Linked DNA regions of Mus musculus: region 1 is linked to region 2. Evidence: chromatin loops called from intact Hi-C (ENCODE). Cell type or tissue: left cerebral cortex. All regions are shown on one strand. Links, peaks and the distances in the headings refer to the core of each region. The heading gives the core; the rest is flanking DNA. Region 1 overlaps Cep89 (centrosomal protein 89). Region 2 overlaps Gpatch1 (G patch domain containing 1).

Region 1 (5,375 bases), core at 307-5,306, 120 kb before region 2:
CTTAAAAAGAAAGATTAATATCATACAAGTGAAAGAAATCAGTCACAAGAGGCCACTTATAATATAACCGCATTTCTATGAAACGTTCAAAATAGACAAATCCCTAGAATCAGAATGTACATCGGGACAGCTGTGGCAGTGCACGCCTTTAATCCCTCTGTTATCTTACTTAGTAAGAGGCTAAGGGCCTGGACCCTGGAAATACTTGAGTAACAATCTGACGAATTTCTATAACAGTTGTAACTCTAAAGAACAGGCTGAGAATGGAGGCGCTGATGGGGACCATTAAATCTTCTTTTTATGTTTCTTCACTGGCCCATTGGTTTCCAAGGTCTTCACTGCCTTCATTATGGGATGGGATGGGATGGGATGGGATGGAATGGAATAGAGGAGGTGGGTTGATCCCGTGCTATGGCTGTGTCTGGGATGCTGCCATAGCTCATGCTTAAACACTTGGTGACTGGCTGGTGGAGCTATCTGCAGAAGCTGAAGAACTGTATGAGGTGGGGCCCATCTGACAAGACACAGGGCATGGACAGGCCCTGAGCATGGCATGCTAGGCCTGCTCCCAGTCTGGCTCTTGGCTTCCTGGTTTGCAGAGATAAAACAAGTCATGCTGTACTTTGGCAGCATGCTTCCTTGCCACAGTGGGCTGCAGCCCCTGAACCGTGAGCGCAAGTAAATCTATGCTCCCTAAGTTGTTCTTAGCAGGTCTCCTGTCATAGCCATGAGAGGAGAGAGCAATGCTTTTTGGGTTTTTTTTTTGATGGAATAATTATGTCTTTTTAAGAAATGTTTTGGGCTGGAGAGATGGCTCAGTGGTTAAGAGCACTGACTGCTCTCCAAAGGTCCTGAGTTCAATTCCCAGCAACCACATGGTGGCTCACAACCACCCATAATGAGATCTGATGCCCTCTTCTGGTGTGTCTGAAGACAGCTACAGTATGCTTATATATAATAAATAAATAAATGCTTAAAAAAGAGGGAAAGAAAGAAAGAAGGAAGGAAGGAAACAAAGAAAGAAAGAAAGAAAGAAAGAAAGAAAGAAAGAAAGAAAGAAAGAAAGAAAGAGAGAGAGAAATGTTTTTTTTAGCTGGGCATGGTGATACATCTTTACTCCCAGTACTCAGTAGGCAGAGGCAGGCAGATCTCTGAGTTAGGCCAACCTGGTCTACAGAGAGTTCTAGGATTTCCAGATCTACATAAAGAAACCCTGTCTTGAAAAAACAAAAACAAAACAAAACAAACAAACAAAATGATCTTTCTTTAAAGACTTACTTGTATTTTAAATTATGAGTGCCTGTGTGTATGTGCATGAAAGTACTCTCAAGAGGCCCAAAGAGGGTGTCAGAAATCTTTGCCCTGGAGTTACAGGTGATTGGGATCTATCAATGTGGGTGCTGGGAAGAGAACTCTGAAACACCAGCAAGTTAGTACTGTTGAGCCATCTCTCCAGCCCCCTTTCTTTTTCTTAAAGTCAAAGTCTCAATGTATAGCTCAGACCACCCTTGAGCTTACTGTGTAGCCCCAGGCGGGCCTCAGACTCAAGATTCCAAGACTCCTTTGCCTTATCTTGTTAAATACCGGGCTGACAAGCTGTGTGTGTGTGTGTGTGTGTGGGTGGGTGTGTGTGGGTGCGTGTGTGTGTGTGTGTGTGTGTGTGTTTTCTGGGTTTTACTATGTAGACCAGGCTGGCATCAAACCCACAAATAGACCTGCCTCTGTCACCCAAGTGCAGGGATTAAAGGTGTGAACTACCAAGAACATCTCAAGAACCAGAAATCAATTCAACAGTAAAGACTAAAGACAAACAAACTGATTTTCTGGGGTTGGAAACATTACCTCTTCCTCAGACAAAGGCCTGAATTTTGTTTGGTAGCGACTGAGTTCTACGTTCAATCGATGGACAATCATCTTCAGCCCCTCGTTTTCATCCACCAGGTCTTGGCTTTGCTTCCTTAGGCAAAGCAATTCAGGTGTGACTCCTGAAAAACAGCGATGTAATGTTACACTACAATCAATCATATCCGAGTCACCAAGACTTTATATAAACTTCTAGTCAGTTTTTTGTTCCCTTGTAGTAGTGTACTGTATGTATACACACACACACACACACACACACACACACACACACACACGTGTATGTGTGTGTAATAATTTATATAAATAAGTTAAGACATTTAGCCAAAATATTATGGCAGATAAAAAAAATCAAAATTCAATAAGCATAAAGGTACAAATGTAGTCTTAAGTATTACAGCATAAATATCCACATACACATCAATTCTCAAAATAAAAAAAGAGCCCTAATTGTCCCTTAATAATGGTGCCAGGGGGCCGCACCTTCCTGACAGGAAGCCTTTTCCGTCTCCTTCAGCTTCCTGTTGTCTTTTTCCACCAACTTGAGCTTCAGCTGTAAGTCCTTCATTGCCTGTCTCAGAGCGCTCAGTTCACAGCTGAGGGCTTGGTTTGCAGAGTACAGATGCACAGTTTCTTCTTTTAACTCCGCAAACTTTTCTTTGGTTATTTCTGTATATCTTTGATGTATTCTACCAGCTACATCTAAAGGACACAGAGGAAAGCCCACATAATTTTGTAACTAGTTCACATCAAAGAACATTTGACACTTTATTCCACATAATTATGATATAACCAGCTCACATCGAAAACATTTGACACTTTATTCCTAAAGCCATGGAGCAACTAGTTCACATCAGGCCTGAGGCCGTGTCCCTGGTGTCCAAACAGACTGGGTGCCCAGGGGAAGGCACATCAGGCAGCACGTAGAGAGGTGGCAGGGCCAGAGGAAGCAGAAGGGGCTTCTATGCTACATGCTTAGCATCCATTTGCCGATCAGGTAAATCTTCTGGAATAGACTGACTTAGTAACCGACTAGCCCCCACCAATCCTAACACTAGTGACACTTTCAGAGAGCGTCCGAGACAGCAGAGGTTTCCTGGCTTTGCCAGTAACCTGCTCAGTGCAGCTGGTAAAGGCCTGGGTGTACGGCTGTGCTCAGTGACCATAAAAGTTAATATAACTTCTTCCATACTGGAAAATGTCTCTTGGAGTGGCCTGAACCCATGTTCCCAAACCCAGGGCACATAGATGTCTGAGGATCCTACTCCGAACCTCTTGCAAATCACTGTGATGAACAACCTGACTTTAGACAGGGACTGCTCTCAATGGAGGAGCCTGAGAACCAGAAGTTAGGGCAACAGGGCTCTCTTAGAACATAATGAAAATCCCCAAGAAAGAGCCAAAATACAGTTAATCAAAATGAAAGGTAAAATAGTACTTTCAGATGAGTGACGGGAGACATAACAGTCCCAAACTACAAACCCACTCTGAACTCTACAGCCGCTTCCCCAGCTGTAGAGGTCAGCCTGGCAAAGCTCAACCCTCAAGCCGAGCCCTTGTTTGAACACCAACATCCAGGCCTCCAGCACGTCCCACAGGGACACGCCCACCCCCACCCAAGGGCTCAGCACATCCCACAGGGACACCCCCACAAACTCTTGAGCTCTCCCCACAGGCCCACCCTTCACCCCAGGTCCTGGGCTCTCTCCACAAGCCTACCCTCACCCCACTAATAGTAATTGACACCTTCCCAAAGCTAGTCACAGCATCAGACCCCAGAGCCTTCACAGGGAGCTGCCAACTTTCCTTCAGATGACTCTTCTAGGCACTCTGTAAACACTAAGCTGAGCATGCCCATCACAGTGAACCCCAAAAGGCCAGTACCTGGGGAGGGAGGAGGCTTTTCATGCAACCGGACTTTCTCACCCTAGGGAGGAAAAGACGAGTGTGATTATGTGTGAGCACGGCATGCTCACAGTGGACTGGCAGGGACTGGCAGGGACTGACACAGAGGGAGGCTGCAGGTGGAGGGTGGAGCTTCCTCTTCACTTGGCCCTGAGAATCTTTCTTTAGCACCTGGACTTTAACCCTTCCTGTTTTCTTACAACTGAACCCCTGGGGAAGGCTCTCTCCGGGCCTAAGTGTGCAGTGCAGTGACTGTATTTTCACTGAAGGTCTCTTCACTTTGTAACTAAAGCATGTGACGGCCCACTAGGCAGCAAAGCGGGTTCTAACTGCTGAGAAACTAGATCATGGCTGCCTCTCAGTGAGCAGAAGGCTGGGCGCTGCCCTTAGCTCTCCCACTGTGTATGGATGTAGGGTTGCGGTGGCGTTCTGCTGTGAGGTTATAACTCTTCTGAGTAAGCTTTTGTTTTGTTTTCTCAGACAGGATCTGCAGCCTTGACCCAGGAACTTATGATCCTCCTGCTGAGATGAATCCCATCCAGGTGCTGGGAATCCAGGTGTGAGCCACCACATCTGGTGAGACAGGTTTAACTATTAAATTCCTAAAAGGAGAAACTTCAGGGAAGGCTTCTTTCAGTGCTTGCACCTGGGTTATTAAAGCTGCCGATCATTCTAGGAATTCTGGAAGTGATTTCTTACTTTTCATGAGTCATGTCCACAGCTAAACTTTGGAAACTTGAACTTCCTCCAGGTTTATGAGTATTAAGTGAAGCTAGGTGTCAGGGACAAAGGAAACTCTATCTCCTCACATTCTGGCTATTAGACAAAAGGCCAGTTTTCCTCAGGAGCTTGTTAAGTTGGTTCCCCTCTCCCAAAGGAGCCACTTCCTTACCGCTGGCAGAAGGGAAAATGGCTGTCTGTGGTGCCTACTAGCACACCAAAGCACATGCTGGCCGCCAGGCTCCCTCAGTATCTCAAGTACCTAGTTCTTCTCACCTTCCCCTCCCCCAAACTTCCTCCAGCTCAGGGGCTCCCCTCCCCCAGCTACTCATGCTCCCTATAGCCCCGCTAGTTCAGCTACTCTTGGTCTCACACCTGGCCTCCCTCTCTCTTGCTTCTCTTTGTCTTCATCTCTCACTCTCCCCTCTTCTCTCCCCGCCCATGACCAGGTCCAGGCTGTTGGCCATGCTCAGTCTACTGCTCTCGCTCTCTGCTCTGGACTCTTCCAGATGTCCTTGGCTAGACTCTCCTTTCTGGCTACAGTAAAAGCCTTTCCCTTAACCATACCATGGAGCACTCATGTCTTCAGTTCATACGCTACGAATGTAGTTAACCCAAAATGTACTTGCCTAGTAAACACAGGGAGCTCAGCTCAAGACCTCAAAATATTGGGGTGTGTGTGTGTGTGTGTGTGTGTGTGTGTGTGTGTGTTTGTGAGTGTGTATGTGTGCGCATGTTAGTGTGTGTGTGTATATGTATCTGTGTGTGCGTTTGTGTGTGAGTGATGGTAACTCAGGTTTCCACAGCAGCCCCCTCTTACAGAGACTAACAGGAGCCCTGCTGAGACACTATCTATTCAAGTGCCTCCATGACAAGCATCCTGGAAGCAG
Region 2 (5,375 bases), core at 307-5,306:
TCCCCCAAGAGTTCAGACCTTGGCCCTGCTGACCAGAAACTGACAGATGTGTCTGCTGTTTTCTCTTCAGAGGCCTCCTTCTGTCTGTTCAGTGCTGCCAGGGCTGGGGAGGATCGTGCCTGAGCTGCCGTGTGGCGTTTGCCTCTGGTCACTGCTTTCAGTAGACCTGACTCTCTAACCTCGGGTTCCCCCCTGCTTCCCTCTCAGCGATCTGCAAGAGCATTTGTGTCTGCTGGGTACTTAACTTAGTACAGCTTAGCCCTGCAATGCAGACGGGCCCTCCAGCCTGGGAGCTCTGTTTGAAACCTTGTGTTTTGCAGGCTTTTGGTGTAGGTGCCCTGGAAGAGGAAGATGATGACATCTACGCCACAGAAACTCTATCCAAGTATGACACTGTGCTGAAGGACGAGGAGCCTGGAGATGGCCTCTATGGCTGGACAGCTCCCAAACAATACAAAAATCAGAAAGGTACTTCTTGGCAGCCCAGATGGTAGGACTCGTCAGGGTCTTGGGAAGAAGGGGGCACAGGCTCTGTAGAGGAGAGGGTTATCCATGATGCAGGATGTGGGGCTGAGAAATTGTTCAGTGGTTAAAGCTACTGGATGCTCTTGTAAGGACCTGGGTTTGGTTCCCAGAACCCACATGGTGGCTCACAACCATCTGTAACTTCAGTTGCAGGGCATCTCCTGCCCCCTCTGGCCTTTATAGGCCTCAGGCATACACATGGTACATATACATACATTTAGGCAAAATACCTATAAACATCAAACAAAAAAAGAGATAACCAAAAAATATGCAGGGTAAGAAACAATATAAACTGATATAATGGCTTGTTCTTATAATTCTAGCACTTGGACAGCTGAGGCAGGAGGACTGCTGTGAGTTTGAGGCCTGCCTTGCAGTGTATAGGACATAAGGAAGAAATAGGGTTTGAGGCAGAAGTGAAGATGGGATGTACTAGGGAGCTGGAGAGGCTTGGGGCCAGGAGGGGAGTGACTGTGGCCTGGTGCCATGCTGTGGTCAGACAGCAGTGGGGGCTCAGAGTTCAGGGAACTGGAAGATTGAGCCAATTTAAACAGCAGGCTAGAAGACCAGGTTTGGGGACAGGTGACAGTGCCAACAGCCTGTAGCACAACAGAACTCAGCTAACCTGCCTCCTACCCCTGAGGCCTCAATAGGCTCTTGTGTGCAATCAAACATGGTTGTTCACCTAACCTTTTTTCTTTTTTTGGAGTTAAGGTTTAACTGTAGAGCCCAGGCTAGTCTCAAAGTTGTGCTTTGTCTGCCTCTACCTCCCAGGTACTAGAATTACAGATGTGATTATTATAAATATTGGTGTCTTTCAACATAACTTAAATCTCCAGATAGACTCTGTGGTGACTCAGGTCCTTTGGTTAAACTGCTATTGCAGTCTTGATTTCTAGAAATGGTGCAGGGGACTACCGGGTGGAGAATCGGGACTGTCTAATACAGTCAGTCAGCACAGTGCCCTAGCTTCTGTCACAGTACCCCCAATGCCCAAACCATATACAATTTCACATGTAATAAATTAGAAATGTTATTGTATATGTTATATACCTAATGTATCGATACCGTTGACAATATGTTGCATGATAATTATATAATAATATAAAGTACTAATTACTATGAGCATACTGTAGACACTAATGGAAGGATGAAATTAATAATAGTTATCTTAATTATATCAGTAACCAATATTTAAGTTAGCTAAATTATTAACATCTTACAGTAGTTAGTAGTTTACATATACTCTAGTCTGCTTTCTTTCTGAGACAAATCTTTCTCCTTTCCTGAGAATAGTGCCTCTGCTCTGTTGATGAGTTTGGGATATTTTTGTCTCTTTTTTAATTTGCACACACTCACTGCACATATTTTCTTCTGACTGAGTGAACATGTCATTTCACCAATCTCTGCAACTGACTTTTAGATTTTTTTTTTTCCTTCCAGCAGTTACTGAGGCTGGAATGAATCTTCTGTGTACCCACTCTGTAGAAAGTCCTCCTGCGAATCGAAGGGCCTCTGTCACAGGCTTGCGTCTGCAGTCAGAGAACCATCCCCTGTTCAAGTCAGAGGCGTTGGTCACCCAGTTTCCTTAGTTTGTGGGCTTATCTATCTACTGTTAATGTTTTTGTTTGCCATAACAGTTTGTCCCCGTGAGTTCACAGCTGACCTGGTTGTGTTGCCTAGGAGCCTTATTTGGGCTGTTGCTAAGGAAACTGGGACACAGCCACCCTGGGGCACTGCGCAAGAACTGACCCTTGCAGTTGGGATCTTTCTTTTGACACTCTAGCTGGCTTTTCTTGAGAACTTTCACTCCAAATAATAGCCACCGAGGGTGCTTTGGCGGGGAGGGAGAGGACAGCTTTATGGGGCCATTTTAGATCAAGTTTTTAGATGTTTCTAGTCAGAGTCCTGACGAGGTGACACATCATGGCGGTGGTCTGTGTAGAAGCTGTTTTGCTGAGGTCCTTGCTTGGAAGACAGTGTTGGGTGCTTGTCTCGGGAGGCCAAGGCAGCTGTCTGGGCGGCCGGGCAGTGGAGGGCAGTTTGGGCTGAGCCTCACTGTGTCAACAAAGGGGTGAGAGTTTGAATGCCACTCGGTCCCCAAATGCTCCTTCCCAGTGACCTTACCCAGGGCGCTGTTTATGCTCTGGAAAATAAGAAGCCTCTTGCCTCCCTTAATCACCTCAGCTTCTGGAATTAATCAGTGATGTCATTTTGTAGAACCCGAGAGAGATCTTCGATATGTTGGCAAAATTTTGGAAGGATTTTCCTTGGCTTCTAAACCTTTATCTTCAAAGAAAGTAAGAAAACCTTTCCATTAAAATTATATTGCTTGTTTGGTGCTTATAGTGTTTATTTTAATATTTATATGTTCTTTAATATTTATAATATCATTAACTAATCTGGTATTTCTCTATGAATACTCTTTTTTTTTTTTTAGAAGAAAACTGGGTGTTATAGGACAGGCCCCTTGGTCTTGCAAACTTTATATGACCCAGTACAGGGGAATGCCAGGGCCAAGAAGCGGGAGTGGGTGGGTAGGGGAGCAGGGGAGGGGGGCGGTATAGGGGACTTTGGGGATAGCATTTGAAATGTAAATGAAGAAAATATCTAATAAAAAATAATAAAAAAAAAAAGAAGTAAGTTGGCAGGCTGGAGAGATGACTCAGCAGTTAAAAGCACTGACTGCTCTTCCAGAGGTCCTGAGTTCAATTCCCAGCAACCACGTGGTGGCTCACAACCATCTATAATGGGATCTGATGCCCTCTTCTGGTGTGTCTGACAGCTACAGCATACTCACATACACAAAATAAATAATTCTTTAAAAAAAAAAAAAAAAAAAGTCGGGGCAGGAGCTGGAGAGATGGCTCAGTGGTTAAGAGCACTAACTGCTTAATATTGAGGAGTGGTTTGGATCCCAGTACAGAAATACCTGTAACTCCAGCCCCAAAGGGTTCATGTCCTCATCTGGCCTCTGCAGGCACCTCCACACATGTGCACATTCACTTACCCAACAGACATACTCATTAACAAGATAAAAATATATTTTAAAAAATGAAGGCCTGAGCCGGGCGTGGTGGCGCACTCCTTTAATCCCAGCACTCGGGAGGCAGAGGCAGGCGGATTTCTGAGTTCGAGGCCAGCCTGGTCTACAAAGTGAGCTCCAGGACAGCCAGGGCTATACAGAGAAACCCTGTCTCGAAAAACCAAAACCCCCCCAAAAAAAAAACCAAAACCAAAAAAAAAATGAAGGTCGGATGGTTCACTTTGGAAGTGAAGCATAGCCTGAACATAGAGTTTTGAATTTAAAACTACTTAGTTTTGGGTCGGAGAGATGGCTCAGTGGGTAAGAGCGCTGACTGCTGCTCTTCCAGAAGTCCTGAGTTCAAATCCCAGCGACCACCATGGTGGCTCCCAACTGTAATGGGATCTGGTGCCCTCTTCTGGCCTGTAGGCATATATAGGCATATATTCAGGCAGAACAAAAACTACCTAATTTCAAGTTTGTTATTTTTTTTTTAAAGTCTTGAACAAACATCTGTAACTATTTGTTCTTTCAGTGGGCTGGGTCTGCATGAGGGGCAGAACATGGTCTTATATTTAGTGCTCTCATCGTGGGAAACATACATATTAGCAGTGGTATTGTTTGCCATGTGAGGCTGTTGGGACAGTAGTTCTGGTTTCCCTCAGGGCCAGGCTATCTCAGTGCTGTTCACCTCGAAAGTGAGCCGGGGCTGGGCGTGTCTCAGGACACTAAAATCATGGTTTTCTTTCTTAAGTCTGTGTGATCTTGTAGCCCGGATTTCCTGACTTTTGTCTGTTTCTTGTTAAGATTTACCCGCCCCCTCAGTTGCCCAGAGACTACCGACCGGTGCATTATTTCAGACCTGTGGTCGCCGCAACAGCCGAGAATGCTCACGTACTTCAGGTGTTATCAGAGTCATCTGGGAAAGCAGGGCAGGACGTGGGGACACACAGTAGGCATCAACTCAATGCCTCCAAGCGGGGGGAGTTGCTAGGAGAGATGCCTATTCAAGGTAGGTGTGATGGAAGAGACTGGACTTGTTATGTTTAACCTAATCTTACTCAAGTGGGGAGCTGTGGTTTCCCACTGATGGGGAACCCTAGCAGGCATGTCGTGATTGTAAACAGCGTATAAAAGTGTATACAGACCTTATTCATTATGACTTGGGGAGTTGTTCCTTTTGCCCCACCCACCTTTTAAAGGTCTCATGAAGCCCAGGATTGCCTTAAATTCTCAGTGTAGCCCAGAGTGGTTTTGAACCCTCAGTCCTGCTGCCTCTGCCACACAAGTGCTCAGATCACAGGACTGTGCCACTCACACTTATTTGTTTTCTTTAAAATTTTTTATTTGAGTTTTATTAGAATTTATTAGCCAGGTGTTGGTGGCACAGGTTTTTAATCCCAGCTCTTGAGAGGCAGAGGAAGGCTGATCTCAGTGAGTTTGAGGCCAGCCTGGTCTGCAGAGTGAGTTCCAGAACTTCCAGGGCTACATGGAAAAATCCTGTCTCACCTCACCCCAGTCCCATTTTTTTTTTAAAAATTTACATGTATAAGGGTGTATGTGAATGTGAGTGTGTGTGTGCACATTCATGCTGGCGGGGGCAGAAAAAGGTGTTGCATCCCCTGGGGCTGAAGCTATAAGCAGTTGTGTCCACATCAGTTGTCTACAGAGTGGTATTTACTGAGCCATCTCTCCAGCCCTGCTCCTCCCTCCTTCCCTCCCTCTCTTCCTCCCTCTCTCTCCCTCCCTCCCTCCTTCACTCTTTTCCTCCCTCTCTCTCCCTCCCTCCTTCCCTCCCTCTCTTCTTCCCTCTCTCCCTCCCTCA

The links. Hi-C counts contacts between places; a loop is a spot of excess contacts. Peaks named below come from ENCODE experiments on the same cell type or tissue, not always from the same donor. Only the 100,000 strongest peaks of a DNase experiment are listed, where the experiment ranks them.
Region 1: a loop joins it to region 2, with 3 times the contacts of the local background. A loop is called at or near these places in 2 of 42 quality-filtered maps.

Annotation. Positions count from the first base shown.
Region 1 is chr7:35,414,829-35,420,203 of GRCm38, reverse strand. It overlaps Cep89 (centrosomal protein 89), which reads right to left. Exons shown (of 19, transcript NM_028120.3): 7 at 3,745-3,787; 8 at 2,344-2,562; 9 at 1,843-1,985. It overlaps Gm42378 (a long non-coding RNA gene), which reads left to right. Exons shown (of 4, transcript XR_881963.3): 4 at 4,246-5,190. Among named protein-coding and RNA genes, the nearest start is that of Cep89, 20 kb to the right of the region's middle. In left cerebral cortex, for the core only: no CTCF peak of the experiment used is centred there; no DNase peak of the experiment used is centred there.
Region 2 is chr7:35,296,671-35,302,045 of GRCm38, reverse strand. Gpatch1 (G patch domain containing 1) reads left to right here. Exons shown (of 20, transcript NM_026181.1): 8 at 321-468; 9 at 2,746-2,825; 10 at 4,358-4,562. Among named protein-coding and RNA genes, the nearest start is that of Gpatch1, 19 kb to the left of the region's middle. In left cerebral cortex, for the core only: a CTCF peak has its summit at 3,975 (motif pointing left); DNase peaks (open chromatin) are centred at 2,231 and 2,556; H3K27ac peaks cover 1,301 bases.